3 separate regions of the Homo sapiens genome follow, and all the other regions are linked to region 2. Evidence: chromatin loops called from intact Hi-C (ENCODE). Cell type or tissue: chondrocyte. All regions are shown on one strand. Each heading gives the region's core, and the rest is flanking DNA. Links, peaks and the distances in the headings are about the cores only. Region 1 holds the start of VAMP7 (vesicle associated membrane protein 7). Region 2 holds the start of VBP1 (VHL binding protein 1). Region 3 holds the start of TMLHE (trimethyllysine hydroxylase, epsilon).

Region 1 (10,599 bases), core at 2,496-7,495, 660 kb before region 2:
CCTTGGCAACAATTAATACAAAAAGATCTAGTGTTTCAGTGGACTGTAAGTTCATTATGAACCAACGGTATGCGATATTGCTTAAAAATGCTTACATAATCTCAAAGTACATTAAGAAATAGGGTGTCTTGACCTGTTTAAGTACTAGTCCCATTACACTCTGTGCTGGTTAGAACATATGTAAAATACTGAATTCAATTCTGGGTAGAATATTTAACGACTAGACAAAAGGGAGGCAATACAATATGGGTGAGAGACATGGAGATTGTGTCATCTGAAGACTGGCTGGAGGAACTAGAGATATGTAACATGAGAAAGAGAGGACTTAGAGGGAACATGACAATAGTTTTTGAGTTTATATAAAGTACAGTCACCTGGAACAGGGAGCACATTATTCAGAATATAACTAGGAACAATGAATATAAGTTATACGCAAGTAGTGTTTCTTCCAATAAAAGCAGTCCCCAACTTAAAAATGACTGTTAAACAGTGGGTACATAGCAACAGAAACTTTACTTTCCTTCCAGATGTCACTAATAGGAATTCCTTCCTCTCTGCTATACTGCTAAAAATCCCACCTATGAAGTCTTACCTGCCCCCATTGTAAGTGTCTTGTAATAGAATCCATAACGTCTTGATGAGTATTGGGATAACAGAAACAATTGTGGCACAATGAACACTGCACTTGAAGTTAGAAAACCTGGCTCTGCTAATTATTAGCAGTATGTAAATGCCTAATAAACCATAAAGTGCTATATAAAGATAAGATCCAAGAAGAAAAAGAATGAAAAGATAAGCCAGAGAGAGAAGGGAAGAAAAAAAGATAATGCAACATAAAGGAAAGCCCCATATCAACACTGTTCCTCTTTGTTCTCCTATTCACTCCCCACTTGGTCCCACAGCCACCATCCCAATTCTACTTTATTCCTGCTAAGAATCCTGTATTAGTTTCTTGTAGCTGCAGTAATAAAGTACCAAAAACTTGGTTGCTTAAAACAACAGAAATGTATCGCCTACCAGTTCTGAGGGTTAAAAGTCCAAAATCAAGATGTTGGCAGGGTTATGCTCCCTCTGAAACCTGTAGAAGAGAATCTTTCCTTATCTCTTTCTAGCTTCTGATAGTTTGGTGGCAATCCTTGGTGTTCCTTGGCTTGGAGGTGCAGCACTTCAATCTTTACCTCTGTAGTCACATGGTGTTCTCTGTATCTGTGTCTTCACACTGCATTCTCTCTGTCTCTCTTCTTTTATATGGATGCCAGTCATATTGGATAAAGGGCCCACTCTACTCCAGTATGACCCCATTTTCAATTACATCTTAATTACATCTGCAAAGATCCTATTTCTAAATAAGATCCCATTCACAGGTACCACGGGTTAGGACTTCAACACAGCTTTCTGGAGGACACAATTCAACCCACAACAAACCCCCATTTTAAACTGATACTACACCTGATCTTAGCCAAAAGGCTGACAAGCAATGCAAACTTCCATTTTAGAAACTCACTGTTCATCCCAAATAAATCCTACCCTTCCCTTTCCAGATACTCATATCACCCAACTTGCCTCCCTCTCTAAAACCTCTGTCCCTTCGTTTTCCTTGCTCATATTGGAGGACTGTCCTTAGAGCTAAGGGCTAGAAGGGTCACCCACAACAGTTTGGAGTTAGAAAAGCCTGTTTTTACTATGTTAAGGGACTAAAGAAAGGATATTTTTGTTCTAGTTGTTGGGTTTCTAAAAAAAGATATGCTATAAGGGAATTCAAATGAGAATTATAAATGCAGTTTTTTAATAGAGGAATTATTGTAAATTGTGGGGAAGGTCTTCGAGTCCACTAAATTAAAAGTTAATAAAATGATACTGGTTGGCATAACAGTGTAAATGTCATGGATAGCATTATTTATAGAAGGAAATGCATCCAGCGTTCCAAACAATAAGCTTACAACAGTACTTTTAGAATATATCCATTTGTAAGTAAGAAATTGCCTGTATTAAAAAATTTGGTAATAACATAGAACAGCAATGATGAAAATGCTCCTCCTCAGCAGAAGCATCTTCAAGTAGAGGCTGAAGACAGTTTCAGGTAACTGAGTAAGGGGAAAGGCCAAGTCCATGTGTTTTGAGAAATCTTTTAATTCTGCATTTGTATTTTGATAACACTGAAAAATGTATAAGAATATTCTGGATCATCTACATGTGTATCTTATAAACGAGCAATGGCACACAATTCAGTGCTGCACTTGCATTCCTGTCTATAAAGAAATAGGTGTCAATAAATCACCTAAAATAACAATGCTTAATGTTTACATCTTAGAAGTATCTGGCTGATCTTAGGTTGGCACATCCTAAATTCACGACAGTCATGACTCAAGCACTCTTGTACTGCTGTTGTTTTTAATCAGTTATAAAGACAAAATTTGTCTTTTGCAGTAATGATTTACAATTGAAAGATACCTGCATGGAATAAGACTTTAATTTTGGCTGGGCGCAGTGGTTCATGCCTGTAATCCCAGCACTTTGGGAGGCTGAGGCGGGCGGATCACCCAAGGTCAGGAGTTCGAGACCAGCCTGACCAACATGGAGAAACCCCGTTTCTACTAAAAATACAAAATTAGCCAGGCGTGGTGGCGCACGCCTGTAATTCCAGCTACTTGGGAGGCTGAGGCAGGAGAATCGCTTGAACCCGGGAAGTGGAGGCTGAGGTGAGCCAAGATCATGCCATTGCACTCCAGCCTGGGTAACAAGAGCAAAACTCTGTCTCAAAAGAAAAAAAAAAGTTTAATTTTAATACTTGAGGCTTTTATCTGACATCCTGAAAATGACAATGTGGCAGAATAACATTACCACTTAAATTACCTCAGGCTGAGAAAGTAATACTCAAAGATGTGTTTCTTGGCCGGGCATGGTGGCTCATGCCTGTAATCCCAGCACTTTGGGAGGCCGAGGTGGATCACCTGAGGTCAGGAGTTCGAGACCAGCCTGACCAAAAATGGTGAAATCCCGTCTCTACTAAAAATACAAAAAAAAATTAGTCAGGCGTGGTGGTGTGCACCTGTAATCCCAGCTACTCAGGGGGCTGAGGCAGGAGAATTGCTTGAACCTGGGAGGCGGAGGTTGCAGTGAGCCGAGATCGCGCCGCTGCACTCCAGCCCAGGCAACGGAGTGAGACTCCGTCTCAAAAAAAAAAAAAAAAAAAAAGATGTGTTTCTACCAAGTAGAAACCAAATGATACCAAAACATGCTGTGTGAACAGAGGTTATACAACTGTTCAAATAAAGTAGTAGAATTAACTCATTACATAGCACATGGTGATAGTCAATGCAAAATCTTTAAAAAGTATTCTGTATCATTATATTATTGCAGTAGGATCTATTACATTAATTCTTGCAAGAGTTCATTGGCAGAATGTTTCATAGGAAATATAAAAAGGAAATTAATTTTTTTCCACCCCTGTATCATGAGCAGATTATTAAATTAACTGGCCCACCAAATTAATGGAGGGAGGTACACAAGGTGCTTGGGAAGAGATGGGAGATCCTTTTAGGAGGGATGGATGGAAGAAGAGAAGGCACTGAGAGCAAGGTAAAGAAGGTACATAAGCTAGCCTGATAAGATGGAATGGTCCACCTTTGGTGAATGAGAAGGTTGAGGAATACGGCTGATGGCCTTACATAAAGAAGGCCTTGTATAAATCATGTCATTTAAATTTGATCAAATAGGGAGTCTATTTCAGTTCAACACGTATATACTGGTGGGTTACTATATGACAGTCAAAGTAGACACTAGAGGTATAAAGTTAAGGAAGAAGGGACTCCTATACTTGAGGGAGCCATAGAACAATGGGGAAGACAGATATAAATAAATGCAATAAAGTATAATAAGTGAATAATCTAAGAATGTCCGCAATTGCTCAGGAAATGTCTTAATGTTTTGTGATGATCTCACCTCGGATGAAGAACAGGAATGCAGGTGTCAGCCTATGCCTTAGAAATTTCCTCAGTATACTGTTAGGATTATTTCTCCTTGGAAGAGAGGTCAAAGTGTCTATTTTACCCTATTTTCCCAGTGCTCAGCACAGTGCCTACCATCTAATATTCCCTCAAATATCTGTTGAATAAATGAGTGAACATTGAGCATATTTTGGTTTTAAAATATACTATAAATGGTAGATAACTTTATATTCAGAAGGACCTGGTAAGAATAATATTTTCACAACCAAACTATCTTTCTAAGTAAGATAAAGCAGTTGAGCTAATAGTAATCCAATCCCCCACTCTTCTCTCTGGGTCTTAGAAGGAATAAACCAACTACAGATAAACCATGAATTCTGATGCAATAACCTTGGAGGAGATAGAAGAATGAAGAATAAACACTGCTTAGACAGGGGAAAAGAAGAGGTGTTTACGAAAAGTCATGTTACAGATCAAGATTATTCCTGTTGGTATTACAACTATTCTTTCTGGACGATGCCCTGACCTCTGACTTTCTTAGGATAGGATCCCATCCTTTCAAGTCAACCACCTGTTTTATTTTGCATTAACCAATATATAACATAATCCTGATTATTCCTGTTTTCCCCTCTAGACACAAACATGTAAGTTCCTGAGAGTAGCAACCTCCTAAGTCTTGTTTACAGCTGTATCCCCTGCACTTAAAAGAGTGTCAAGCATATACCAGCCGTTCAATAAATATTTGTTAAATGTATGAATGGATCTGCTCTCAGCCACAGGTATTCAAAGGGAATTAATATCCTAAACATGACTGTATCCTCTGGGATCAAGGGAGGGATAATGGAGATACAGGTAGTTGAAAGCAATTAATGAGGCCAAATGAAGACAGTTGGTTGGTTGTGAGAGTTATGGGAGACGGAGATGTAAAGCATTTACCAAAGTACGCAGTCAGAATTTGATAAACATTGGCCATTAATAAAAACACCAAACAGGTCTGAAGCTGAGGAAACGGGTCTAGGCAGAAATACAGTCCCTGAACAGAGGAAGAAGGGGACTGTCAATACTGAGCAGTGGAGGAAGGGCGAATAAGGGGCTAGGAACCCACGAAGGAGCATAAACAGCCAGAAGTAGAAGGTGAAGCAGAAAGTGACGTCATCGAACAAGGACGTAGAGAGTTTTTAGAAGACTCTGGCGATCTCAAGAGATTTAAATGCTACAGAAAGGTCTTGTAGAATACAAACTGAGAGAAAGTTAACATTTTTTCCCTCCTGTAATGACAGCTTAAGTGACGCATTCTGACACTCTTTAACTCGAGGCCTTTCCAGTGGCATAAGACGCACCTCGCCAAAACTGGTCCTGCCCGACAACTGGAACTGTCGACACCAGAGAAGCCCAAGTCACCCCTGCACTGCCTCCTCGCTCCACCCCAGCACCTTTCCATCGACACCTCCGCCCTCCCTCCGCAGTTCTCTCCCCGCCTCCCGCAGGCGCACCCCACTCCATTTACCTGTCCGGGCACCCTCTGAGGGCGCGCGGGCTCGGGACGGAGGGACGCGGGTCAGTGCAGGGTCGCCAACTGCCCGCTCCCAGAGGAGGCTGGGACCGGACGCCGCTGACTTCCGCATGAAGCGCCCCGTCTACGCGTGGCCTCTTGGGAGTGGGAGCGCTCCTCCAATGGCAGCAGGCGACACGGCTAGGCCTGCTGCGTTCCCAGCCCCCCGCACTTCCCAGGAGCCGTACTGCATTCTGGGAGTAGTAGTTCCGGTTGGAGTATCACTGAGTGTTTCACGTTCGTTCGACAGCTCTTGTGGTAAACAGCGTCAAATGCCGTATAGGGATCCAGGAAAATGAGAGGATGCAGGCTAGATAAAGAATCTACCAGCAATGAGTAGGCGGCATAAATGAAGAGCCAAGCTTGCCCCGTCTCTCCTGCTTAGTCTCAGTAGGCAGCGTCGCCCGTTTCCTCACAGACAAAATAGAATTCATCTGACAGGAACTGCCTCTACTTTCGCCATGAAATTTTCTAATTTTCTTGTACCCCTCACCAATCCTTTCTCCTATTCTTTTTGCAATAATAATAATAATAAACGACTACTCTCCTTTGATCTAAGCCAGCCCTCTTCCATCTCTATTCCCTGTTGCCGACTCAGAGTCAAGCTCCTCTGATGAACCCTTCCGTTGCATGACTCCTCAACGGCTCTCTGCTAACTCGCTCTTTACTATCAGGACTTAAAGGCTGTCAAAATTTCTCTCATCTAAAACATTCCAAAGTCACCTTTCTTAACCCCATACCCCAAGCCCCCTCATCAAACACAGACCAAACACAGATAAGCTAGTGGTCTTTCTCTCACCTCTCCTTTACAGACAGAATTCTCAACAGTGTTGCTAAAACAAATAGATACTTTTAAGCCATTACCGTATTTCAACTCTGCAGGACTTTAGTTTCATTATTCCTTTTTTTTTTTTTTTTTTTTTTGAGATGGAATCTCACTCTGTTGCCCAGGCTGGAGTGCAGTGCCGCGATCTCGGCTCACTGCCAGCTCCGTCTCCCGGGTTCAAGCGATTCTCCTGCCTCAGTCTCCCAAGCAGTTGGGACTACAGGCGTGCGCCACCACAGGCAGCTAATTTTTTATATTTTTAGTAGAGACGGGGTTTCACCATATTGGCCAGGCTGGTCTCGAACTCCTGACCTCATAATCGACCCGCCTCAGTCTTCCAAAGTATTGGGATTACAGGCATGAGCCACCACACACGGCCCTTATTCCCTCCTTTTTGAACCCCTTTATTCTGTTAGCTCTTTCCAAGAACTACACCCTGCTGGTTCTCCTCCCACCTCTGTGGCAGCTCTTCATTTTCTTTAGAAATGTTCACATTCCATAGGGTTCTGCCCTATGCCATCTTCTCTTCTTACTCTTCACACTCTTCCTGGTGATCTTAATCATTCCCCTTGCTTTATCTCCCCTTTGCAAAGGTTCGCATTTGGTATTAATATCAACTTAATTATATTGTATTCAATATCTATTCTTTAAGAGGCAGCATAGTATCCTAGAAAAAGAATGAGTTTTAGAGTCAGAGAGATCTGAGTTACTAAGCTGTGTGAACTCTAAATATCGCCTCTCTTTAGAGCTTTCAGGACTCTAGCAAAGCCCCCTCTTACTCCATATTCTCTCCTAAAGTAATCTTATTTATACCCTAAAATTTGTAGTGTAATTATCTGGCCATGTAAGATGTGCCTGCTTCCCGTTTGCCTTCCACCATGATTGTAAGTTTCCTGAGGCCTCCCTGTCAGAGGTATGTGAACCAGAACAACTTTGTCTTGAATAGGAGCTGGGTAAAATAAGGCTGAGACCTACTGGGCTGCATTCCCAGACAGTTAAGGCATTCTAAGTCGCAGGATGAGATAGGAGGTCAGCACAAGATACAGGTCATAAAGATCTTGCTGATAAAACAGACTGCAGTAAAGAAGCCAGCCAAAACCCACCAAAACCAAGATGATGACGAGAGTGAATGTACACAGGCTAATTTCCTTAATATGGTTATTTTCAGCATCTAGGGTTACCATAGTGAATGGTGGGGCACTGATAAACATGGCTATCTAGACATTTAGAAATAGCTCCTGTATAAGTGTTCATCCTAGGGCTGGCAAATGCAGACCCTAGAAGGGCAGGCCAGGAAAGCCCTATATTCCAGTGGGACAGCAGAAATATTTGCCTCCTGGCAATTGGATCAAGATTGGATCCTGGCAATTGGATCAGGGTTTGCCTCCTGGCAATTGGATCAGGAATCTGATCCAGTTCTCCCTTGATGGGACTGAAGTAAGTTACTAAATCTTGGAGCCTTAGTTTTCTCCCCTGTAAAATGGAGATAATTCTATCCACCAAGCCCTAGCACGATCAGATGAGATAACAGAGATGAAAGCAGTCTGTTGACTTTTAAAGGGCTGCCAGATGTTCTAAATTATTACTATGCTAGGCAGTGCTGCAAATATGCATCTTAGATTTAGCAGTTTGTCCTCTATCCTACTTATTTTTATTTTATTATAAGTTCTGGGGTACATGTGTAGGATGTGCAGGTTTGTTATACAGGTAAATGTGTGCCATGGTAATTTGCTGCACCTATCAACCCATCACCTAGGTATTAAAGCCCAGCATGCATTAGCTATTTTTCCTGATGCTCTCCCTCCCCCAACCCCACCCCGACAGGCCCCAGTGTGTGTTGTTCTCTTCCCTGTGTCTATGTGTTCGCATTGTTTAGCTCCCACTTACAAGTGAGAACATGCAGTGTTTGATTTTCTGTTCCTGCATTAGTTTGGTGAGGATAATGGCTTCCAGCTTCACGTGATGTGTTATTTTGTGGTTTACAAACAAATCTAGTGATTCTGTTGCTTTTGAATCAAAATCACATGATTGCAGTGTATCACTGATTGCCATTGCTGTTCATGCTTCTTTTCTCCTGGATGTTTGGACTTAGGCAACTTTTCTTCCTCTTATACTATGCTGAAAACAGACCTACATCAAGGATACCTGTTCTCTTTTGAAATTCACAATCCGTAGAGGGAACTAACACATTATCAATAGCTATAAAATAATTGACATTTGAGTATGGGACATATTTTTGGTTGCAGCTTATTCCAGTTAGAGTCGTCACATATCTTCCTTTGTTCATCTGAGCCATCTGTGGTTCTAACATGAACTTTTGCAAAGCAGTTGTGAATAATTATTTTTTTTCTTTTTTTCTTTTTTTTTGAGATGAGGTCTGGCTCTGTTGCCTAGGCTGGAGTGCAGTGGCACGATCACAGCTCACTGCAGCCTTGAACTCCTGGGCTCAAGCGATCTTCCCGCCTCAACCTTCCTAGTAGCTGGGACTACAGGCACGTGCCACCATCCCCAGCTAATTACTTCCGAGGTGTCTGTGTTCCACATAGTAGTAAGATTTCTCATTACATCAAGAACATGCCATTTCTTTATATCTGTGATAGGAACACTGCTTCTCATAATGTGTCAAGCACTTCCAGCATCCACATTTTGATTATTTATTATATCTCAGTTTAATAGCTGCTTGTAGCCATGGTGCTGGCAGGCAAAAAATTTTTTTAAAGGCCACAGATGTGTTTGATTTAAACCTTCAATGACTATGTGCAGCTATTGGTAATAGAGTGTTCACGTTCTGGCAAGCCGTTTTTCTCTCTAATTATAGGAGCCATTCCCTAAACAACCTGCTAGATATCAGTGCATTTTTGTTAATTTTATATGCACACAGTTAAATTGTGTATATAAAGGAAATTTTAAATTCTTCATATAGATTATTTAAATTTCTTGTTCTTCTCAGCACTCTGGCAAAAGAAGGCTGATGACCCAACTCTCTTTATATATTTATTTTTGTCCAAAGAAATATTTTTCTGTCAGAGAATGCCTCTGGTTTGGTTGCAGATTACAGAGGTGTAGTAGATGTGCCCCATGGGTATCTCTATTCAGATTTCACTTCCTACTTTCAAGATCTTCAGCAAACAGAGTTATTGTAGATTCTTCACCTTTTAGGTGAAGTGACATGATATTGTGATAATGCCAAAAGCATTGTCACTTGCCATAAGACTTGACATCAACTCCCATCTGGAGAGCAGTTTCATTAGCCTTTTCTAAAAACTCGTGAGCATGCAGATATAGAAATACCTGCTCTGATGTGGCAAAGTTATTCAAGTGTTTTATTTACTAAGTTAGCATGTTTTGCTCCTCTCATTCTGTTACCAATTTCACCTCCCCTGGCTGCTTGTCTTTTTATCTTTTCCTAATATTTAAGAAACCTATGGAATATTCATATAGAAACTCCAAATTCTGAGACTATTTCACTTTTTGACTTCTCTTTCTTACCGAGTAACTTGTAGCTCTGGAGAAACTGGGAGCTAATTTTTCTCTTTAAAGCCACAACTAACGCATTGCATGGAGAGTAACAGAAAAGGCCTGCTTCACAGAAAACGAACATTCTAAAAAGGAAAGCCTAAGGGCAAGCCCAAGGCTTGGTGCAGAAAGTGGAAGTGTAGCAGTGAAGAAGCAACTCATTTTCTTAAGTTTCAAAGTTTCTAAAAATAGCAAAGATGATGTCAACTTCACTGGAAGGGCTAATTTGAATTATCTTAATAACCAAGGTATACTAATGACTTTGAGATAGATACTGTTGCTATCAGATATTGAGTGATTAGTTTTAAGACATAAAATGATGAAACTGAAGGACAGCACAGTTTTTTAAATTATCTTCTCTTAAAATTTTGATGGAAAATTAAGAACAATTCCAGTTCAAAGTTCTAAGCATAAAATGAGGGTATTCCCATCTGTTGGTTCTCTTCTTTGATTGATATTAATAATCCATACTCTTATTTCAATCTTAATGTCCATGTATACCCACTGTTTAGCTCTCACTTATAAGTGAGAACATGTAGTATTTGATTTTCTATTTCTATGTTAATTCCTATTAACATAGAAATTATTTCTATGTTAATTTCACTTTCTTTGCTAATTCACTTAGAATAATGGCCTATGTTTTCTATTTCTATGTTAATTCACTTAGAATAATGGCCTCCAGCTGCATCCATGTTGCTGCCAAGGACATGATTTCATTCTTTATTATGACTGCCTAATATTCCATGGTGTATATGTTC
Region 2 (10,599 bases), core at 3,598-8,597:
TCTGTGTGGAAAGAGGTGGACATGGGAGACTCCATTTTGTTCTGTACTAGGAAAAATTCTTCTGCCTTGGGATGCTGTTAATCTATAACCTTACCCCCAACCCCGTGCTCTCTGAAACATGTGCTGTGTCCACTCAGGGTTAAATGGATTAAGGGCGGTGCAAGATGTGCTTTGTTAAACACATGCTTGAAGGCAGCATGCTCGTTAAGAGTCATCACCACTCCCTAATCTCAAGTACCCAGGGACACAAACACTGCGGAAGGCGGCAGGGCCCTCTGCCTAGGAAAACCAGAGACCTTTGTTCACATGTTTACCTGCTGACCTTCCCTCCACTATTGTCCTATGACCCTGCCAAATCCCCCTCTCCGAGAAACACCCAAGAATGATCAATACTAAAAAAATTAAAAAAAGAAAGAAATAGGCTGAACTCACTTATGAACAGAAATTCAAAAATCCTAAATAAAATAATAGCAAATTGAAAAAAAAAAAAAACAAAAAGGCTAGCATGTAAACTACATAGAGCCATCTGCTGCAAAACAACTAGATCATGACACAAAAATAGTTTTGTTGCATAGCTGACATCATAGGAGTGAGAGAAATTCCAGAAAAATAAAAAGAGAAAAGTAGCCCTCCAACTACTTGGGAGGCTGAGATGGAAGAATTGCTTGAACCCAGGAGGTCAAGGCTGCAGTGAGCTGTGATCACACCACCGCACTCTGGCCTGGGCAACAGAGAGAAAGCCTGTCTCAAAAAAATGACCAACCCACTATTAAAATAGGTAAAACTCAAGAAAATTTTCCTAACTCACTATCTCCAACTCTACCATTCTCTTTTAAAACACTAGACAAACACTGTTCTCATCCAGAACACCAACGTTCACTGATGTTTCCTAAGTGCTTTGAATTTTTACCCCTTCTCCCCACATTTAGGCCTAGACCATATGTTAAGCTAGAGTGAGTATCCTGCTACATACCACAGTTGTAGAGTTAGCAATATAACTTTTTTCTTTTTTTTGTTTTTGTCTATCATTAATTTACTAGTTAGAAGAGCAATTTAAGTTTGATACGCAAATTTCCCCCTCTCCCAGGACTTGGTCCCAAGGCCCATTTTCTTTTCCTTTTTTTCTTTCTTGAGACGGGGTATCATCACTCTGTTGCCCAGGCTGGAGTGCAGTGGCACACTCACAGCTGACTGCAGCCTCAACCTCCCTGGCTTAAGCAATACTCTCACCTCAGCTTCCCTAGTAGCTGGAACTACAGGCATGCACCACAACACCTAGCTAATTTTTGTAGATATAGGGTTTTGCCACGTTGCCCACACTGGTCTTGAACTCCTGGGCTCAAGCGATCCGCCCACCTTGGCCTCCCAAAGTGCTGGGATTACAGGCATGAACCACTGCACCCCGCCCCAAGGCACATTTTCTTCTCTATCTGTAACCTCCCTGTAGGTGATCTCAAATCCAATGGCTTTATTTTTCTTTTTCAAATAAACTTTTACTATCACAAAAGCAGTACATGTACATTGTAAAAAATTAAGAAAACAGCTAAGCAAAAACAAGAAAAATGCCATATTCTAACTACCCAGAGATTACCACTGTTAATATGCCTTTAGTGTGGATTTCTCCAGATATTCCTGTGCATACATACATTTTTTTCCAAAACGAGAGCACACTGTTCTTAATGTTTTCTATCTTGCTTCTGTCCATTAACACTCTCCATCTTTCCATGTCAATGACTTTTCATCTCATCTAATACTCAGTACATATTCAACTTTGTACAACTGTCACCAAAATCAAATGAGAAAATATACCTACAAACTTCTGTACCTTTGCATAAATGGTGCCTTAGGCCCAGACTACCCCTTCCTCACTTTAGTCTGCCTCCAAACTCACAACTAATCTTTGAAATTCTACACAGCTATCTGTTCCTCTTAGAAGCTTCCTCTGAACCTCCTTGGCCCCTCCAGGTTAATGAGGTGCTTTGGTACAAAGTAATGAGTTACCATCCCCCTGTACCTCTACTGTTCTACTTTGTGTGCTAATTTTATTTATATACCTATAATTTCCACCAAACTGTGTCCCTAGTTTTTTGTGTGGTTTGTTTGCTTTTTAGACTGGGTCTCGCACTTTTGCCGAGGCTGGAGTGCAGGGGCATGATCACATCTCACTGCAGCCTCAACGTCCTGGGTTCAGGCGATCCTCCCACCTCAGCCTCTAGAGGAGCTGTGACCACAGATGCATGCCACCATACCCAGCTAATTATTACTATTATTATTTTTGAGATGGAGTCTCACTCTGTTGCCCAGGCTGGAGTGCAGTGGCACAATCTCGGCTCACTACAACCTTCGCCTCCCGGGCTCAAGCAATTCTCCCAACTCAGCCTCCCGAGTAGCTGGGATTACAAGCGCATGCCACCACGTCTGGCTAATTTATTTGTATTTTAGTAGAGACGGGGTTTCACCATGTTGCCCAGGGTGGTTTCAAACTCCTGAGCTCAGGCAATCTGCCCACCTCAGCCTCCCAAAGTGCTGGGATTACAGGTGCGAGCCGCCGGGCCCAGCCTAATTATTTTTTAATTATTTGTAGAGACGGGGGTCTCCCTATGTTGCCCAGGCTAGTCTTGAACTCCTGGACTGAAGTGATCCTCCCACCTCAGCCTCCCAAAGTGCTGGAATTACAGGTTTGAGCCACCATGCCCAGTCCTGTGTCCTTGTTGAAAGCAGATACTGGATGTTATTTCACCCAAAACAGTATGTGGCATCTAGCTGGCATTCCATAAATATTTATCTTACAGAAGAATGCTGGCACATGCACAAAACAGAGATCTATAAATATTTATTACAGTGAATTGACTTTATAAGCTATATAAAATAATGTAGGGAAATAAAGAGTTGAGAGTAAGGATAGCTTTTTTCCTATGCCTATTAGTTATGAAATCTTGGGATTTCATAACTAATTAAGTCTTATGCCCAGACTCTGTGGGTCTCTAATCTCACTGGCAAAATTAGAAGGATGAACTAGACATATAAGACGTTATGATTTTGAAAGCTTTGGAATACAGTCTTTAACAACCATTCTATTATGTTTTCAAAACCACATTTAGACTGGCAATACCAAGTGTTGGCAAGGATACGGAACAACTGGAACTCTTGTACGTTGCTGGTGGGAATTTCATATGGTACAGCCACCTTGGAGGACTGAACACTTGACATCTGAATATTTTATTATATGTAAATTATATCTCAATTTTTTAAAAGTTCAAGTCATATAAGATTTTCAAAACTTAGAAATTTTTACACTTACCTTCTTTTCTTTTGAGCAAGGTTGAGTTCCATAAACTTATACTTCTGGTACTGTTCATCCAGCTTCTTTAATACTGTATCTGCAGTCTCATTCCCAGGCTGTTTCATGAAGGAATCTACATCTTCCTTTAATATCAAAAATAATACTTTACAAATTTTAGAATTCATGCCACTCAGATTTTTTGACTGCTTTGTTTTTAAAACATAGAAGAAAAAAAAGCTTTGTTTTTCTCCAAAGGTTTGTTTTTAACTAAAAGTACAGGTTAAGCACCCTTATCTAAAATGCTTGGGACCAGAATTGTTTTGGATTTTAGATTTTTTTTTTTTTTTTAGATTTTGGAATATTTACATTATACCAGTTGAGCATCCTCAATCCAAAAATCCAAAGTCCAAAATGCTCCAATGAGCATTTCCTTTGAGCACTATATTGGTGTTCAAAAAGTTTTGGATTTTAGAGCATTCTGGATTTCAGATTTTCAGATTTAGGATGCTCAACCTGTAGTTATAAAAAGTTAGAGACAATTTCAGATGGTACATATATATTATATAGCTAATTTATTCTTTCACTTTCCTCTTCATTTTTTATTCAAAAATAGGAAAAGAAGAATGACCTTGCCCACCACTTTATGCATTTCCCATGCATCCCTAGTAGTAAATATGAAACTAACAATCAAATACATTGCCTATTCATGCATCCTATTCACAAAATGATTTTACAGGTTGCATGTCAAGATTATCAATTTTATTACTTATTTTTAATTCAACAAGTTTTACCATAGAAATCATACTAAATATGGTTACTGGGTTCCCAAGGCAATCCACAAATGCTTCCTTCAGTATCAAATAACTGAAACAAAGTAAACCTAAAAGGCAAACAGAATAATCTTTTGTAACAGTAATAACTGATCAAAAGAAAAGCAGTAAAACTGATGTTAAAATATTTTTTATACCACATGCTGATCCTTGAAGAAAGGCTAGTTAATTAGATAAGGATCAGAAACAAGATGAAAATATATGAAACTTAAAAGAGATGCTACAAGAGTCGTCTAGTACTTTACAGAACTCTAGTTCTTTATTATAAGTAACTTCAATTATCTTATAGCTTCTAAGATCTTCACATCATTATTCTTATCCATATTTACTAGCTACCAGAGAATATCTTAGCTGAAACAAGGAAGAAAAAGGAAGAGAAACACAGCAAGGGAGTGAACTAAGAAGCCATCAAACTAGACAGTAAAGGAAATTGAAAAGGTGAGGCTGAGAGATAATGGCTGAGTTCTGTATGTTAAAGAGAGATGCCATCTTCCTAGAAGGGTCACTGCAGGGAAGAGAAAGAAGTGTAAGTTTCTGGCACATGATACATGTTATCAGGTGCTGGAGTTTAGCAAGAATTAACTATAGCGGCATAGGCTGTGGTTAAGAGACAGGAGGTGCCTGGTTTGAATCCCAGCTTCGCCACTCATTAGATGAGTTGACCTTAGGGAAGTTATTTAACCTCTCTTTGCCTCAATTTCCTCATCATCTGTACAAGTACCTTTTCGTCACCAGGGATTAAATGAGTTAGCATATGTGAAACGCTTATAAGAGTACGTGACACCTATGTATAGCATAATGTGCCACAGGGACACAAAGTGCCAGGGATTTTGTTTTGGGGTAGAGGTCAGAGAAAACTACAGGGAGATGATATCTGAACTAGATGTGGAAAGATGAAGAGGTCATGAAATGGACAAGGGTGAAACAACAATTCAAGCAGAGAAAGAAAACAAATTACTGCCTCAGCGGGGTTGGGGAATGGACTGGGTCTGACTTCTAACCACTATGGTATATTGCTTCCTATCATCATGAATATTAATACCTATTCGACACCTACTACACTGCAATACTGCAAGCATGTTCTCTGTTTCCCATAACAACTCTCTAAGTATTGTCATCCCTATTTCAGTTAAAGAAACTCAAGCTCAAAGTGGTAAAATAATATGCTTAAGGTTAAGCAGCAACTGGGAAGCAGAGCCAGGATTCAGACCCTGGTCTATTTAGAGGCCAATAATCTTTCTACAATACCATGTCACTTCAATTATTAATAGTTTGGAAACATAAACAGTTATATAAAATTTGGGTTGCTTATTACATTATGTTGGTAGAAATTTTAAGGTCTAGAAAAAAATAACCACGACATTGTAGGGAAAAAGCATTTCAAGACATTATAAAGCCCTCAGATAAAGTGTCTCCTCCCGAGTTAGATTTCTGACGCCATCTCTAGCTGAGCACCATGAATGTAACATTTAAGGCCCTATGGAAATTCAATTAGACACTTAGTTTGAGCTTATACTATGTGTGAGGCACTATGCTATGACCAGGAGAAGTAGGGCGATTCATGAGAACTACCTCACCTCCTCCCAGTAGCAGAGCATGAGGGGTAAGCTGCCAGTCTGGACCTCCACGGATTGTCCAAGTTCAAACCCTGGATACCTCACTTACATCCTGTGTGGCCTGGGGCAAGTTACTCAAGTGCCCCGTACCTCAGTTTTATCATCTAAAAAACGGGCATAACAGTAGTAGCTACCACCTCGAGTTTTGTAAAATCATTAAGAAAGTGCCTGGCACTCAACAAATTTTATTCCTTGTTATGGTTAGATAATAGATCAATGTAGAGAAATAAATGACACAGCTCATAAAAACACAAAATAATAACCAATTACGAAATTCAATCAGCAAATGCGAATATACAATATCAAGTGTGGTATAAATAAATGAGTCTTTAGAAGGATATAAGACGTAGTTAGTAAAAAAAAGGCAGAGGTAAGGTAAGGTACAAACCAAAAGATTGAGAAACTTCCATGAAGATTTTATAGTAGCTAAGTGGGGACAGACAGATGACCTGGCCTGGAGGGCCAGTCAGATGTTTTCTCTCATTAGTCAAATAGTTTTCAACTACTATTTCTAAATTAAATAAATAAAATAAAATTTTTAAAAAGCCACCCAGCACAGGCAGCGCCCTCCAGAACGGCCTGTGGAGCAACCCGATCCCCTCTAGGACACTAGCGAACCTGGGACCTAGCGCCATCAGGAGGGTTCAGCCTCCTCTCTCAACAATTCATTCTCCACTAAGTTGTTAGAATGATGTAGTTAAAACGAAAGGCCTTCTGATGACAGCCCGTTGCCTACTGGAAAACCTCAATTCCTTAGCAAGACACAGAAGGACTTTACACTCCCAACCTATCATCCTATTTTCCCATCGGTCTCTTCTTCCATTTCCCGAGGCAACATTCCCGAGACCACTGCATTCCTTCAACAGACAAAGTGATATTCCCGGTTTTCACATCTTAGCACTGGCTGTTCTGCCTATTCATTGTACTGTGTCTCCAGCATCCATGCTGAGTCGAGAGCTCCTCACCACCTCCCCTTTTCCAACCAGCAGGGGGACGAAAACCGGCGGCAGCCCGGAGGTCCCTCAGGCCGCCCTGCCCTGCCACCCGCCGCCCCTCGCCCCTCGCCCCTCGTCCCGGCCCCGCACCCCGTTCTCTTCTACGGCCTTCTCGAGCTACGTTTCTTCCGGGCGGGCCCCCAGCAGAGCTCAATCTGTCCAGGTGCGAGGGGTGAGAGCAGACCGAGCGCCCCCTCCCTGAACACTTGGCTCAGCTCCTTCCAACAGTCGAGGCCTGGGTGGGAGCCGGGAAGAAAGGGGCAGTCCAAGGCCTCAAGCCAAGATGCCAGGGAACAGCGTGCCTCTTACCACAAACACGGCCTCAGGAATCCCCAGGTGGAGCCGCCGCCCATTCCCTGTGGCCATTTCTCCTTTGCCACAACTGTCCTTAACGGCCGCCATCTTGGGGATGCGAGCGCGCGACTGCCTCCCGGGCCGCCGGCCGCCGGGATTCCGTGATTGGCTTGTTCGCACTTGCAGGCCCGCCTCTCCATCTCCATGCACATTCATTGGTGCGCAGGGAGCGTCCCCCACAAGTCCCCGTTCTCCTTTGGCCGAAAGTAGCCCAACCTCTAGGTGCTGATTGGCTGCGCTCAGGTAAGTGACAAGCGTGGAAGGGCCGCGAAAGAGAAGCTGGAGCGACAGGAAAAACCCATACGTCCTCCTGGGAAAAGGGGTCTTGTGAGTGAGCGGTGCTAAAGCCCTAGGAATAGGGACCTAGCCTGACCCCACCCCGACCCTAGAACTGGCAGCAGCCTTCGCAATGGCCTCTGGAGCGACCCAATCCCCTCTCTCGGATGCTAGCGAACCTGGGACCTAGCGCCATCACGAGGGTTCAGCCTCTGTGCCTTTCTGGTCTCACCATCCCAGGGAGCTTCCTGCCCCTTGAAGGGAACTTACTTTGTGTCTGTTTCAGAGTGGTCACTGGCCTCATTCTAATAAATACCCTGCCTGTCGCACCAGCCTTTCCTGAAAGCCACCTTTGATCAGAATGTCTTCTCTCCAGCTCAAACGTTTCCAAAACTTCATAGTCTACATACAAAATCCTAAGAACTCCACCTAGGCTTCTAGGCCCATGGACTTACCCAATGTCATCCTACACTACAACCCTTTAAAAGCACATGTGTCATACAGAACCAAGTAATTATTCTTCGGGCTCTTTTCTGTGCTTTATTTCACTGGAGTGTTTCCCAGTGAGGCAGTGCTTCATCCACTTGCACAAATTCTACCATGAGCCTAAGAATTACGCAATGGAAAGTAAGTCTCTCTTCTCAGAGGCAATCACTGTTACCGGTTTATCTCCGCACATAATGTACGATCAAGCATATAGACATAGATATGTCTTTAGATATAATATGAGGAAGAAATTGGTATCGTCATATTGTGAATGAGGAAACTAAAGCTCAGTGAACCTGTACAGCTCCTCCAAAATCCTACAACTACATAGTAGTGAAGCCGGAATTCCAAACTAGTTCTCCAGTGGCTTCTATGCGATTTGGCTTGGGAGGATGAAGACATGTTAGCTAACCATGACTCTGACCTTTTCTGGTCAGCAGTTTTGTAAGATAATGTCTCTGTTCCTGGAGAGAAAAGTATATGGGAATTCTATTCTTCACCACTCTCCCCCACCTCAGTGCCTTCCAAAAAAAAATTTTGTTTTTGAAAAGTAGGTAACGTTTCTACAGAAAAACATTGAGATATCAGATACACATGCAAATTTTGTTCAACTTCACTGATCCCTATCTATATTAATCATTGTTAGAACCAATCAAGGACTTACTTCAAACTTTAGGAAATATTTCTCCAAATTATCACTAATTTTAATTTGGAATAAATCCCTCTAAGAGATATAGTATTTGACACTTCGGGCCAGGTTTTTCTTTTGGAGCCAAAAGCCTTATCAGCTTATCGCTCATGTTTTACTCCCTTACAGGTACAAACAGAAGATTCCCTTATTTATACTGCTGAATATATTTCCTTTCTAGTGTTCTCTTAATTAGAAAGTTGTATACCAATTCTTTCCTTCCTGCCATGGCTGCAGCAGCTTTTCCAAGAGTACACTAACCTTATCAACTCTATAGGTGGTCATTTTCTTATCTCTTAGCAAAAAAAAAAAGGAAAAGAAAAAAAAAAAAACCTTCCTCTTGCCAGATCCAAATCTAGCTATTACCTGACTAAATATGATTGGTCTTTAGCAACCCTTCAGTAGCCCACACCTTTTACAGCTTATCTTTAGATTGCTTTAATAAAAGCATTTTTTAAAACAGACTTTAAAAGGTTGTAGTTTTTCACCATGGACACTTTTGAAACAAAACAAAACAAAATGTAAAGAAAATACGCATACAACAGGAAACAGAACAACTTAAACAATCATTTCACGTAGTGTTGTGCTGATAAATGTTCAACTAATTCTCTTTAGAAAGGGGGTATATATTTATTATAAATTGTATTGATGTAAAAGGTGTATAGCACACAATTTCATAAGTGATAATAAAATATACAATACTCTTTATCGTTAATTCTGTATAACCAATTCTGACAGGATGCTTTTGATTTTTGCCAAATACATATCTCCCTAGACAACCTACAGTTGCAATTGATGAACTAGTGTAGTTCTGACATGAATGTTGCTTGATATTTTCATTTATGTTAAGTAATAAGAAAAAAGTAATTCAACAATTATTTTTATATTGGTACTTGGATCATTCATCAACAATGTGAGTGATTTATTTGCTGAATTGGATAATGGTTTTCAAATACCAGAAAAATATTGCCTCATTTTATGGTGCTGTTCACAATAATGGCTACAGACACAACTCACTTTTAAGCTGAATCTGCATTAGTAACATTTTCTCCATTGCTTTCAAGTCTAGAGTGACAAACATAGATCAAGCCGTAGTTTGTAGCATCTACCAATTTCTGTAGCCTGGATACTCCCACAATGGCTGATTTCAATCCATGTCGAGTTGGGAGGACATGCCCAGTAGCACACAGATACAATCGATGTAAATAACCTCAAGAGCATAGGTAACATTCAAATGTCGAAAAATAATTAGAAGGTGATAAATTTTGAATATTTATTACCTTTGCCTTTAAAAGAATTTAATTGTAAATTTTTATAATTTAATTTTAAATGATGGCTGTGTTTAACAACCATCTTGCAGAATTTCTAGAAATTTAACAATTGGTTCTCACAAGCTGGTACAAGCCAGCTCTGGTGCACCACTGGCTCATATTTTGGGAAGCCAGAGTTTAATGACTTCAGTGAATAGTACCTGTAAATGTCACACTAATGTGCTCTGCAGAGAAGGAAGAAAATGATGTGACATACAATTGGAGTCCCCTGGAAGAAGAGGGTGATATCCTTAGCAACTTCCAGAACCCAGATAACCAAGAGTTGACTTAAATTTGTACAGCCGGGAACCGACAACAACTCTCACTCCATCTTTGCCTGGAAGCTTTGTGCAGGTAACAGGTTCTGTCCCAATCTCCACAAGCCTCTGAAATTACTCTGAAGAGCTGCAAATCCTGAGGCTGGGGGAATGTGTCTCCTTTTTCCTGAGCCTGGTCACTGGGGTCATTTCCTCCCAGGAAGCCCACTGGGAAAGAGCCCAAGGCCTTCAGAGAGATGCCAAGCATTTCAGGATGTTCTGAGACAGCCTCTGCTCGACCTTCTGATTCAGTTTCTAATCCTGACTTCTGAGAGCAGAAAGTGCAGTTTCCCCTAGGGGCTTTGGAACTCCCCTGGAGGGCACTCAACTGTGATAGTGCTCCTGCATGCTAAGCCACCCCAGCCTCTTGGGGCTATTTCCTAGTAAGTCAGAATACATGTGTATTCTATTTCCAGACATGCCAATGGGCCTCCATACTCACTA
Region 3 (10,599 bases), core at 2,063-7,062, 400 kb before region 2:
AAGCCCCTATTTTATGCCATGTCCTATGATATGTGCTTGGCATTTATTATGTGATTTAATCTTAATTTAGAGAAATAATTCCATGTGGAAACTAGAGAAATGGGCAAGAAGCATTTCTAACAGTGAGGACAAGGTTGAGGAGAGGGAGGTTGCAGTGAGAGGAGCATTCTAGATGGAGGAAGAATGTATAAATGCACAAGGGAACCAGCATGCAAGAATTAAAGTATGAAATTTTTGTCATCTTCAAGGGAATTCTTCTGAGACCTTTATAAATTATCCTAATCCAATAAAACCACTATACATAGAATTTCCTCCATAAATACAGTAAAGTACAATTGTTTATATAGTAGGATATTACTGGACGGTTTTAACTTTCCCACCCCTATTAACATGGGTACTAATAAAATAACTAAGCATCCTAGTTTGCCCTGAACTGTTGTGGTTTTAGCACATTACAGGGAATTCCTCAGCCCCAGGAAAACTGAGAAAATTATCCTTTGGTATATGTGACATCGCTCACCTAGCTACAGTTGATTGGTCTTAGGTGGCCACCAGTCTCAAACTTGGCCAATAAATCCCTCATAGATTTATGGAGATAGGACCATAAAGGTCTATGGTAACCAGGGAGTGCCTCTCAGATCTTTCAAGGGAAAACCTACTATGAGGAGTGGAGTCAGCTAACAGTCTCCAGCTGGAGCACTTTTGGGATTATTTTTGCATCATTTGATCCAAGGCCATTCCCTTCCCAGGCATCTCCAGCCAATCTCTGAGCACAAGAGGTGTACTAGGGCTGTTTCTGTCTAACGCAGGATTCCTCTAATTAGCAGTCTCTGTTGGGGTGGTTGAGACTTCCATAGAGCTGTACTGTAATCTCCTCTTTATCTTGCCAGCCATTACCCACGATAGATCTGTAGATTTGCTTTTCAGAGGACCTGATATGGCTTAGTGTCTCTCTTCAGTGGTTGAATCTGTAATATGAAAATCTAGGAAGGTGTCCGTAACCGTATCTACTGTTACATGGACTTGGGAAACAAAAAGAGCTTGAGAGGAGTGGGGAGGAAAGCAAGGAAGGGAACGAGGGGATGAGAGAGAGAGAAGAGAGAGAGAAGAGAGAGAGAGAGAGAGAGGAGAGAGAGAGAGAGAGAGAGAGAGAGAGACCCCAGATAAATGTGCAGGGAAAAATAGGGGTAAAAGAATGATAGAGTCAATGTCACTGGAATCCTTGTTTTTGACGATTCTTGAGGCCTAACTATACCTTGCCTTTTTAAAAGTTTTGATTGTTCTAATCCTTCTTGAGTTCTGTGAAACACCTTATTATCTTCCCATAAATTTCTCTCTTTTGCTTGTTAGTTTCAGGTAGGTTTTGATAACTTTTAACTAATGAGTCCTAATTAATACTTCTTCACTGCAAAATTAATTGTATAGGTTACTACGTTTATGCTGAATCACATTTCTGTTGAGAGTCAGAAATGTTCATATCCCCAGAGTCAGAAATGTTCATAAACCGAAACACAAATTAATATACCCTTCAGCTTTACCAAATTTTTGTCCATGAATAGGTGAGGAAAATTTTGTATGGTCTAGATGATTTCTGAAAAGTTTTAGCATTTATTTGTTTCTCTATAGAATACCTAGCAGGATTCTTGTCATAGACCAAAGCTTCAGCCAAATTCAACATTGCACTGTGTCCAGAATATTTATTTTCTGGCTAAAAGTCACTACTTTTATAATAAATCTTCCTTCTTTAATTTTTTAACTCTTTCAAAGATCACTAGTAGTTCTTTTAAAGACCATCTTTGATAAATCGAAGTTCACAATCACAATTAACACATAGTTTTAACCACCTTTCAAGAACTCAAGGTTATGAATATGATTAGAGATCACTAAAGCTTCACTGAGAGGCTGATAAAACAAAGGTGTAGATGTTAGTCAAAGATGATGGCTCTCAGACATCATTTAATACAGTAGTCCATGCAAGAGATGGTGATAATTTGGCCTAGAGCAAGAGTCTAAAAATTATTGCCCACAGGGCAAATCCTGCCTCTTGCCTGTTTTTGTAAATAAACTTTTATTGGAACATACCTACACGCATTCATTTATGTATTGTCTGTGAATTCTTTCACTCTATGAAAGCAGAATTTAATACCTGGAGACAAAGACTGTATGTGACTCAAAAAGCCTAAAATATTTACCAGCTGACCCTTCACAGATAAAAAAAAAAAGCCAAACTCTGGTCCGGAATGTTAGCAGTACAGTGAGGGACAAATGCATGAGCAGATTATATTTTGGAAGCAGAACAAGAACAAGTTTGGTGTGTTCTAGGAACAGCTGGTGTGGCGGGAACATAAAAAGACCCAGATACTATTGTTTTTTTCTATTTTGTTTTCTAGCACATTTGTACCTATTGCTTTTATTCAGCTATTCATTCATTCCAAAAATATTAAGAAGTTCCACTCTGTGCCATACACCATGTGACCTGCTACACACACACACACAGAGAGAGGAAACAGTAAAATATCTGACTTTTATTTTATTACAAGTAAAATTTATATTTTATTAAAAGTAAAATATCCAGGCTCCCTAGAGTCTGGAGCCAAATTACCTAGGTTTGAATCTCAGCTCTGAAATTTATCTGCCATGTGATCCTGGTGAAAATTGCTTAACCTATCTGTGCCTCAGTTGCCTTATCCTTAAAGTAGAAATAATATCATCTACCTTAAGTGTTTGATATAAAACAAACACTTAGCCCAGTGTTTAGCATATAGTGCACATTTTATAAATGTTGGTTACTATTATTAAGGAAACTTGCTTCTTTTACTGACTCAAACAAACAGGTATTGTCTATCAACCTGTTGCCTTTTCTGAGTACTTTGTGTTGATTTCAGCTTAGCTTTAAGTGAGCTCATTCACTCTAATTGCTACAGTTATGATCTTCCTGTTACAGGACATTGGATCATGCTGTTCTTTCTGCCCAAAACTTTTTTTGTTTTCCCATTTGCCTGGCCAACTCCAATTTGTTCTTTAAACATAAGGGCATAAGGGCATGGACTATATCTGGGCTTTGTTTATCATTTTACACCCAGATCTTAGTACAGTGCCTGGCATACAGTAGGCACTCATTAATGTTTATTGCATGAATGAATACCAGCCAGACTAAATCTAGATTCTCATTGTACTTAGTTTTTCCTCTTTATGTTACATTCACACTCTGGATATGTCCTTTTGTTTACACACTGGTTCTAGAAATTTTTTAACAAATATTTATTAAATATATAGACATTTTAGACTCTGTGCTTGGAGAACAAATATGAAAAACACAAGTTTTCTGCTCTCAAGAAGCTACTTATTCATTAGAGGACAAAGACATGCAGAAAGAGAAATTATAATCTAGAGTAAGTGGTACTCTTGAGGCCTGTACGAGATCCATTGGGCATACTGGACCTAGGGAAAAAAAATATACAAACTTATCTGGGAAAGACAGGGAAGGCTTCACAGAGGAGGTGCTATCTAAATTGAGTCAAAAATAACGAGTAGCCGTTTTCCAAATAAACAAGTGCCGGGTAAGAGCATTCATGGCAGAAGGAATTCCAGGGCAAAGATGTGGAGGCTTTTTCTTCTTTTGTTGATCCTGACTTCTACAAACCAATTCCTTTATTGCTTTTTTGACATTAGATTAACACTTTTAATCTCGAATAAATATAATACTGCACAATTTCCCATTTTCAGTATATATGCATTTGATTTTTTTTGTTGTTCTTACTCTCATTTTTTAAATCTGCCTTGGATTTCCATTGCATATACTATTTCAGTATACTTTTTGGTCCTTCTTTGTAATATGTATCGTTCTTAAATTTTTACCTGCATAAGGTGTTCATTCCTAATGGGTATTCCCTTCTAGTGCTCACTGTATGTAGCACTGTATCTGGACCCTGGGTTCAAGATGCTCAGCTGAATCGATGGGAGTAATGAGCGGTATATGACTTCCATAAACTCAAGAAAATGGTGGAAAGGTAGTAGAATTTTACTTCTAGTAAACCTGGATAAACTACCATAAATAGAAGCGTAGTGGGAGGACTCGGGAGGAGCACTGAAATGGCAGGCAGGGGACCCAGGTTTTATAGCTTTATGGGCCTGTTTTTTCTCATCCCTGCACCTATAGCTTCAAGTATGTTCACTAAAGGCGATTGAATAGAGTGCCCCGGCCCAGTCCTTCCGAATGGGAGACTGACGCCCTAGCACCGGGCGAAGTCCCGGGCGCCAGAGGCACCCACCCTGCACGGCCGGAAGGAGTGGGGCGGGGCCTACAGGCTCTCCGCTGGGCCCGAGCGGGCTGGGGGAGGGGAGCGTGGGGCCGACAGTTTTGGGGGTGAAAAGGCAAAAGGCGGGTGAAAGGCTGCCTCCCGAGACTCTCCTTGCTTGGAATTCTGCCCACTCTGCGGAGTTAGCAGTCACGACCTCCAGCACAGGTGGGTTCCGTCCCGTGGGTCAGGGAAGGGGTGTCCCCATGGGTGCTACGGGTGGGTTTACCCAGGCGCTCGCTTTCAGGCCTGTCGCAGTGGGCGGCGGAGGCTCTCACCCGGGCTGCTGGGCCCAAGGGCGGTGGTACTCACCTTAACCCTGGCGGAGAGGAAGGCCACTCCTGCCTTGCCGCAGGGTTGTCGTCACGATCTGTGCCAGTTGCGCGACAGAGTCTGCCCGGAGATCAGCGTGAGGCCGGATGGGCCTAGCGCTCAGGAAGAGCTGGAAGAGCTGGAGCAAGCTCGCGTTGGGACTGACGCCCAGTGTACATTGTTTCAATCTCGGTCGGACTTTACAGCCCTGGATCTGTCACTGACTTGGTGTTTAGCTTTCAGCGAGTCCCTACCCTCTTCCTGCCTCACTTTGTTCGGCAGTAGAGTGGAAGGTGGAACTCAGCTGTCTGCAAGATCTTGCAGCACTTTCTTTCGTTCTCATATCCACTAATGTTCTCTGCCCAGATTTTACCCTTTGTCTGCCCCCTCTGGAGCAAGGCTCTGGGTAAGTAAGTTAGGCTAGGAAGTTTTCTTTCTCTTCCGAAAACAATGGAAAAGCCTTTAAATACTCCTGACTGCCCTGGAAACGACATTCAAACCATTAATTGAATGTCAACTCTGAAGAATGGGTTTGTGAATGCCATACTATTAAACGTTTTAACCAGATGATTGCCTAAAATGATGTGTGTTGAGTGGACATAGTACACTGCCTAGCAAAAGTCTCATGATAAATGAGTTGCGTGCTTTAACTCAGTCGCTGAAAGAAAAACTTGAGCTCTCATATTTAAGAAACACTTTCATAATCCACTCCCATACAGTAGTAGTCTTTTAGAGTTGCTTGTAGCTTGGTTTGCCCTTTCAGGACACACTGTAGTAAAAATTACATACAGTTTATTTTACATTAACTATAAAGACAAAGAAGGACTATAAACATTATGGATCAACATTTTGGTGTCAACTTCTGGTTTCTCCTCATTAAGGAACTGGTGGTAATGATAATGGTGAACATATATTTTGCAAAATACTATAATTTTCACAACAACCAGAAGACGTTAAGTAAGGTTATTTATAATAAGGCTTAAAAAACTTATACTTTATCTCATAACCAGTGTGATGAAGGGAATGTTTACTGGGGTGGTTGAGTCTGGGGGCTTGTTTAGTGTGCCCCACCTAGTTCTTTATTTCTTGGAAGCTTGGACTGGAACAGATCACTTCCTTGTTTTGGCCTCTGTTTCAGGAACCACCATTTGTTCTGTATTTCTGCTTGTCAACCCTGGGAACAACAGTAAAACCAGCCAAGTGGATCACTGGGTGTTTACAATGTTTCTGACAGCTGTATCTGATGCCTCCAGGGGCTGGGAGGGGGACCCCAGGATTAACAAACCTCTTTGGTGGGAAGAGTCTCTTCCTGCAAACTGAACACGGATCCATCAGTTGGGCACCACTGTGATCCCCTTTCTATAATACCAAGCATCCCCTGGGCTCATATGGGCTGTACATGCACCTGCCATTGCCCTGTGTAAAGATTTACAGGATAAGAGGCTCTTGAAAAAACCCAGCCTGCTCCATACCTGTAGGTTCTAGGGAAGGAGTGGCTGATATGTAGGTGAGTGTTCTTCTGGATGAGGAAAATACCTCATGATTTCCCAAATGGTTTGAAAGGTGAGAAAAAAATTATGCTGGATATCTGCTGAGCCAACCTGAAGGGTGAGTTTTGCATTGGCTATTTGGCAGGACCTGGTGTCTGCCTTGTTTAGCTATATTTTCACTCTATTCATCATACTCTGTTCATTCACTCCAAAGGCAATCAATGAATGTCAACTCTGTGCCAGGATGCTGATCCATTCACTGAGATTGGCAGCACAGGACAGCCAGTTCGGGAGGACAACAGGAATTCAACTTTAAGCATACTCAGTCTGAGGCCTCCTCACCTTTCCCCACTCCCTATATCTAACTGCTACAAAATCTTGTCACTTCTACATCCTGAATATTTTAAAAAATCCATCCACTTCTCTTTGTCCCATGACTACTCCAAATTTCAAGCCAGCAATATTCTTTTTTAATTGATTTAAAAATTTTTATTTTAAAAGACCAAATGGTTGCATGACCCTCGACTCTCATGGGAAAACCACAACCCACCACCACCACAGCAACAACAACAAACAGCCTAATGACCTCTGTATGATCCCTAATAAATTGTCAAAGTAAGGAGATGAAAGTTCTCTTTTTTTCTTGATGCTCACAGTGTTTAAATATTGTATTTAGGATAATTTACATGCCATAAAATTTGCATATTTAAAGTGATTTTATAAATTTATTGGGTGGTGCAACCATCACTACAATCTAATTTTAAAACATTTGCATCACGTCAGTGACATCTTCCTTGCCCATCTGCAGTCAGTCTTCATTACTACTCCCAGCATCAGACAACCACTAATCTACTTTCTGTGCCTATGGATTTGCCTATCCTGAAAATTTCATCTAAATAATGTCTCCAAAGTTTATTAATGTTGTGGCATATATAAATACTTCATTCCTTTTTATAGCTGAGTAATATTCCATTGCATCAGTATACTACATTTTGTCTATCTAGTCATCAGTTGATGAACACTTGGATTGTTTCTATCTTTTGGCTATTATGAATAAAGCTGCTATGAACGTTTGTGTGCAAGTTTTTGGGTGGACATTCGTTTTCAATTCTCTTGGTTAAACACCTATGAGTGGAATTACTTGGTCATATTATAACTGTATGTTTAATTTTCTGCCAAACTGTTTTCCCAAGGGGCTGTACTATTTTACAGTTACTAGATTTATATGAACCACCAGCAATGTATTTCTTCACATCATCACCATATTTGTTATTTCCCCGTTTTGTTTTGTTTTTTTCAAATGTGTAGCTATTCTTGAGGGTGTGGAGAAGTATCTCATTGTGATTTAGATTTGCATTTCCTTAATGGCTAATTGAGCATCTTTTTATTTGCTTGTTAGATATTTGTATATGTTCTTTGGAGAAATGTCTCCTCACATATTTTGCCCATTTCTGATTAGGTTGTTTGCTTCCTTACTATTGAGATGTAAGAGTTGCTTATATACAAGTCCTTTATCAGATATGTAGTTTGAAAATATTTTCTCCAAGTCTGTGGTTTGTCTTTTCATTTTCTTACTACTGTATGTTGAAGGGCAAAGGTTTTTATTTATTTTACTTTTATTTTAGTTTCAGAGGTATAGGGGCAGGTTGGTTCTATAGATAAATTGTGTGTCACAGGGGTGTGGCGTACATATTATTTCATCACACAGGCAATAAGCATAGTACCCAATAGATAGTTTTTTGATCCTCACCCTCCTCCCAATCTCCATCCTCAAGTAGGCCCCCGTGTCTATTGTCCCCTTCTTTGTGTCCATGTGTACTCAATATTAGCTCCCATTTATAAATGAGAACATGTGGTGTTTGGTTTTCTGTTCCTGTGTTACTTTGCTTAGAATAATGGCCTCCAACTCCATCCATGTTGTTGCCAAGGACATGATCTCATTCTTTTTGTGGCTGCATAGTATTCCATGGTGTATATGTACCAAATTTTCTTTATTCCATATACCACTGATGGGCATTTAGGTTGACTCCATGTCATTGCTGTTGTGAATAGTGTTGTAAGGAACATATGCATGCATGTGTCTTTATGGCAGAACGATTTATATTTCTTTGGGTATATACCCAATAATGGATGGCTGGGTCAAATGGTAGTTCTGTCTTAAGTTCTTTGAGGAATTGTCAAACTGCTTCCCACAGTGGCTGAACTAACTGACATTCCCACCAACAGTGTATAAGTGTTCCCTTTTCTTTGCACCATCGCCAACATCTGTTATTTTTGACTTTTTAGTAATAGCCATCCTGACTGGTGTAAGATGGTATTTCATTGTGGTTTTCATTGATTAGTGATGTTGAGCATTTTTTCATATGCTTGTTGACCACATGTATGTCTTCTTTTGAAAAGTGTCTGTTCATATCCTTTGCCCACTTTTTAATGAGGTTGTTTGGTTTTTGCTTGTTAATTTAAGTGCCTTATAGATTCTAGATATTAGAACTTTGTCAGATGCCTAGTTTGCAAATATTTTCTCCCATTCTGTGTGTTGTCTATTTACTCTATTGATAGGTTATTTTGCTGTACAGAAGCTCTTCAGTTTAACTAGGTGCTATTTATCAGTTTTTATTATTATTGCCATTGCTTTTGATGTCTTTGTCATGAAATATTTGACAGGGCCCATGTCTAGAATGGTATTGCCTAGGTCTTCTTCAAGGGTTTTTATGGTTTTAGTTGTTACATTTAAGTCTAATCCATTTTGGGTTGATTTTTGTATATGGTGTAAAGAAGGCAGACGCCTTCTGGTTTCTATCTTCTGCACACAGCAACCAGCAATCCTAGCACCATTTATTGAATAGGGAGTATCTATCCCATTACTTGTTTTCATCAGCGTCAAAGATCAGATGGCTGTAGGCACACAACCTTATTTCTGGGCTCTCCATTTTGTTCCATTGGTCTATATGTCTGTTTTTGTACCAGTACCATGCTCTTTTGGTTACTGTAGACTTCTATAGTTTGATATCAAGTAATGTGATGCTTCCAAGTTTGTATTTTTGCTTAAGATTTCTTTGGCTATTTGGGCTCCTTTTTGGTTCCATAAGAATTTTAGAATAATTTTTTTTAATTATGTGAAGAATGCCATTGGTAGTTTGATAAGAATAGCATTGAATCTATAAAATGCTTTGAGCAGTATGGCTATTTTAACAATATTGATTCTTCCTATCCGTGAGCATGGAATGATTTTTCATTTGTTTGTATCATCTCCGATTTCTTTCAGCAGTGTCTTGTAATTCTCATTGCAGATATCTTTCATCTCCCAGGTTAGCTGTATTCTCAGGTATTTTATTTTTTTTATGTCTATTGTGAATGGGATTGCATTTTTTATTTGGTTCTCAGCTTGGACATTATTGATGTATAGAAATGCTACTGATTTTTGTACATTGATTTGGTAGCCTGAAACTTTGCTGAAGTTGTTGATATGATCTAGGAGATTTTTGTCAGAGACAAAGGGGTTTTCTATGTATAAAATAATATTGTCTGCAAACATAGATAGTTTGACTTCCTTTCTTCCTATTTGGATGCCTTTTTTTTCTTTCTTTTGCCTGATTGCTCTGGCCAAGACTTCCAGTAGTATGTTGAGAGTGGGCATCCTTGTCTTGTTCCAGTTCTCAAGGAGAATGCTTCCAGTTTTGCTCATTCAGTATATGTTGGCTGTGGGTTTGTCATAGATAGCTCTTATTATTTTGAGGTATGTTCCTTCAGTGCCTAGTTTTTTGAGGGTTTTTAATATGAATAGATGCTGCAATTTATCAAAAGGCTTTTCTGCATCTATTGAAATGAACATGTGATTTTTGTTTTTAGTTTTGTTTATGTGATTAATAACATTTATTGATTTGCATACATTGAACCAACCTTGCATCCCAGGGATAAAGCCTGCTTGATCTTGGTGAATTAGCTTTTTGACATGCTACTTTCTTCACGGATATTGGCCTGAAGTTTTCCTTTTTTGTTGTGTCCTTGCCAGGTTTTGGTATCAGCATGATACTGGCCTCAAAGAAGGAGTTAGGGAGGAGTCCCTCCTCAATTCTTTGGAATAGTTTCAATAGGAATGGTACCAGCTCTTCTTTATATGTCTGGTAGAATTCAGCTATGAATCCTTCTGGACCTGTGTTTTTTTCTGGTTGGTAGGCTTTTCATTACTGATTCAATTTTGGAACTCGTTATTGGTCTGCTCAGGGTTTGTATTTCTTCTTGGTTCAGTCTTAGGAGGTTATATGTCTCCAGGAATTTATCAGTTTATTCTAGGTTTTCTAGTTTGTGTGCAGAAAGATGTTCATAATAGTCTCTGATGGGGTTTTTTTTTTTTTTTTGTATTTCTGTGGGGTTGGTGATGATGTCCCCTTTATCATTTCTGTTTTTGGTTACTTGTGTCTTCTCTTTTTTTCTTTGTTAGTCTAGCTAGCAGTCCATCTGTCTTATTTATTCTTTCAAGGAACCAGCCTCATTGATTT

The links. Peaks named below come from ENCODE experiments on the same cell type or tissue, not always from the same donor. Only the 100,000 strongest peaks of a DNase experiment are listed, where the experiment ranks them.
Region 1: it touches region 2 in a loop (10-fold over the local background); 5 of 110 quality-filtered maps call a loop at or near these places.
Region 3: it touches region 2 in a loop (8-fold over the local background); 2 of 110 quality-filtered maps call a loop at or near these places.

Annotation. Positions count from the first base shown.
Region 1 is chrX:155,876,304-155,886,902 of GRCh38, reverse strand. VAMP7 (vesicle associated membrane protein 7) reads right to left here and starts at 5,558. Exons shown (of 8, transcript NM_005638.6): 1 at 5,455-5,558. In chondrocyte, for the core only: no CTCF peak of the experiment used is centred there; a DNase peak (open chromatin) is centred at 5,572.
Region 2 is chrX:155,213,010-155,223,608 of GRCh38, reverse strand. VBP1 (VHL binding protein 1) reads right to left here and starts at 7,149. Exons shown (of 6, transcript NM_003372.7): 1 at 7,034-7,149; 2 at 3,302-3,426. The coding sequence starts at 7,126. RefSeq lists a silencer at 6,766-6,855 and enhancers at 7,026-7,105, 7,103-7,397, 6,708-7,496. In chondrocyte, for the core only: CTCF peaks have their summits at 6,488 and 6,721 (motif pointing right); DNase peaks (open chromatin) are centred at 6,888 and 7,208.
Region 3 is chrX:155,606,659-155,617,257 of GRCh38, reverse strand. It overlaps TMLHE (trimethyllysine hydroxylase, epsilon), which reads left to right and starts at 4,306. Exons shown (of 8, transcript NM_018196.4): 1 at 4,306-4,466. SPRY3 (sprouty RTK signaling antagonist 3) reads right to left here and starts at 4,672. Exons shown (of 3, transcript NM_001304990.2): 1 at 4,611-4,672. In chondrocyte, for the core only: no CTCF peak of the experiment used is centred there; DNase peaks (open chromatin) are centred at 4,297 and 4,627.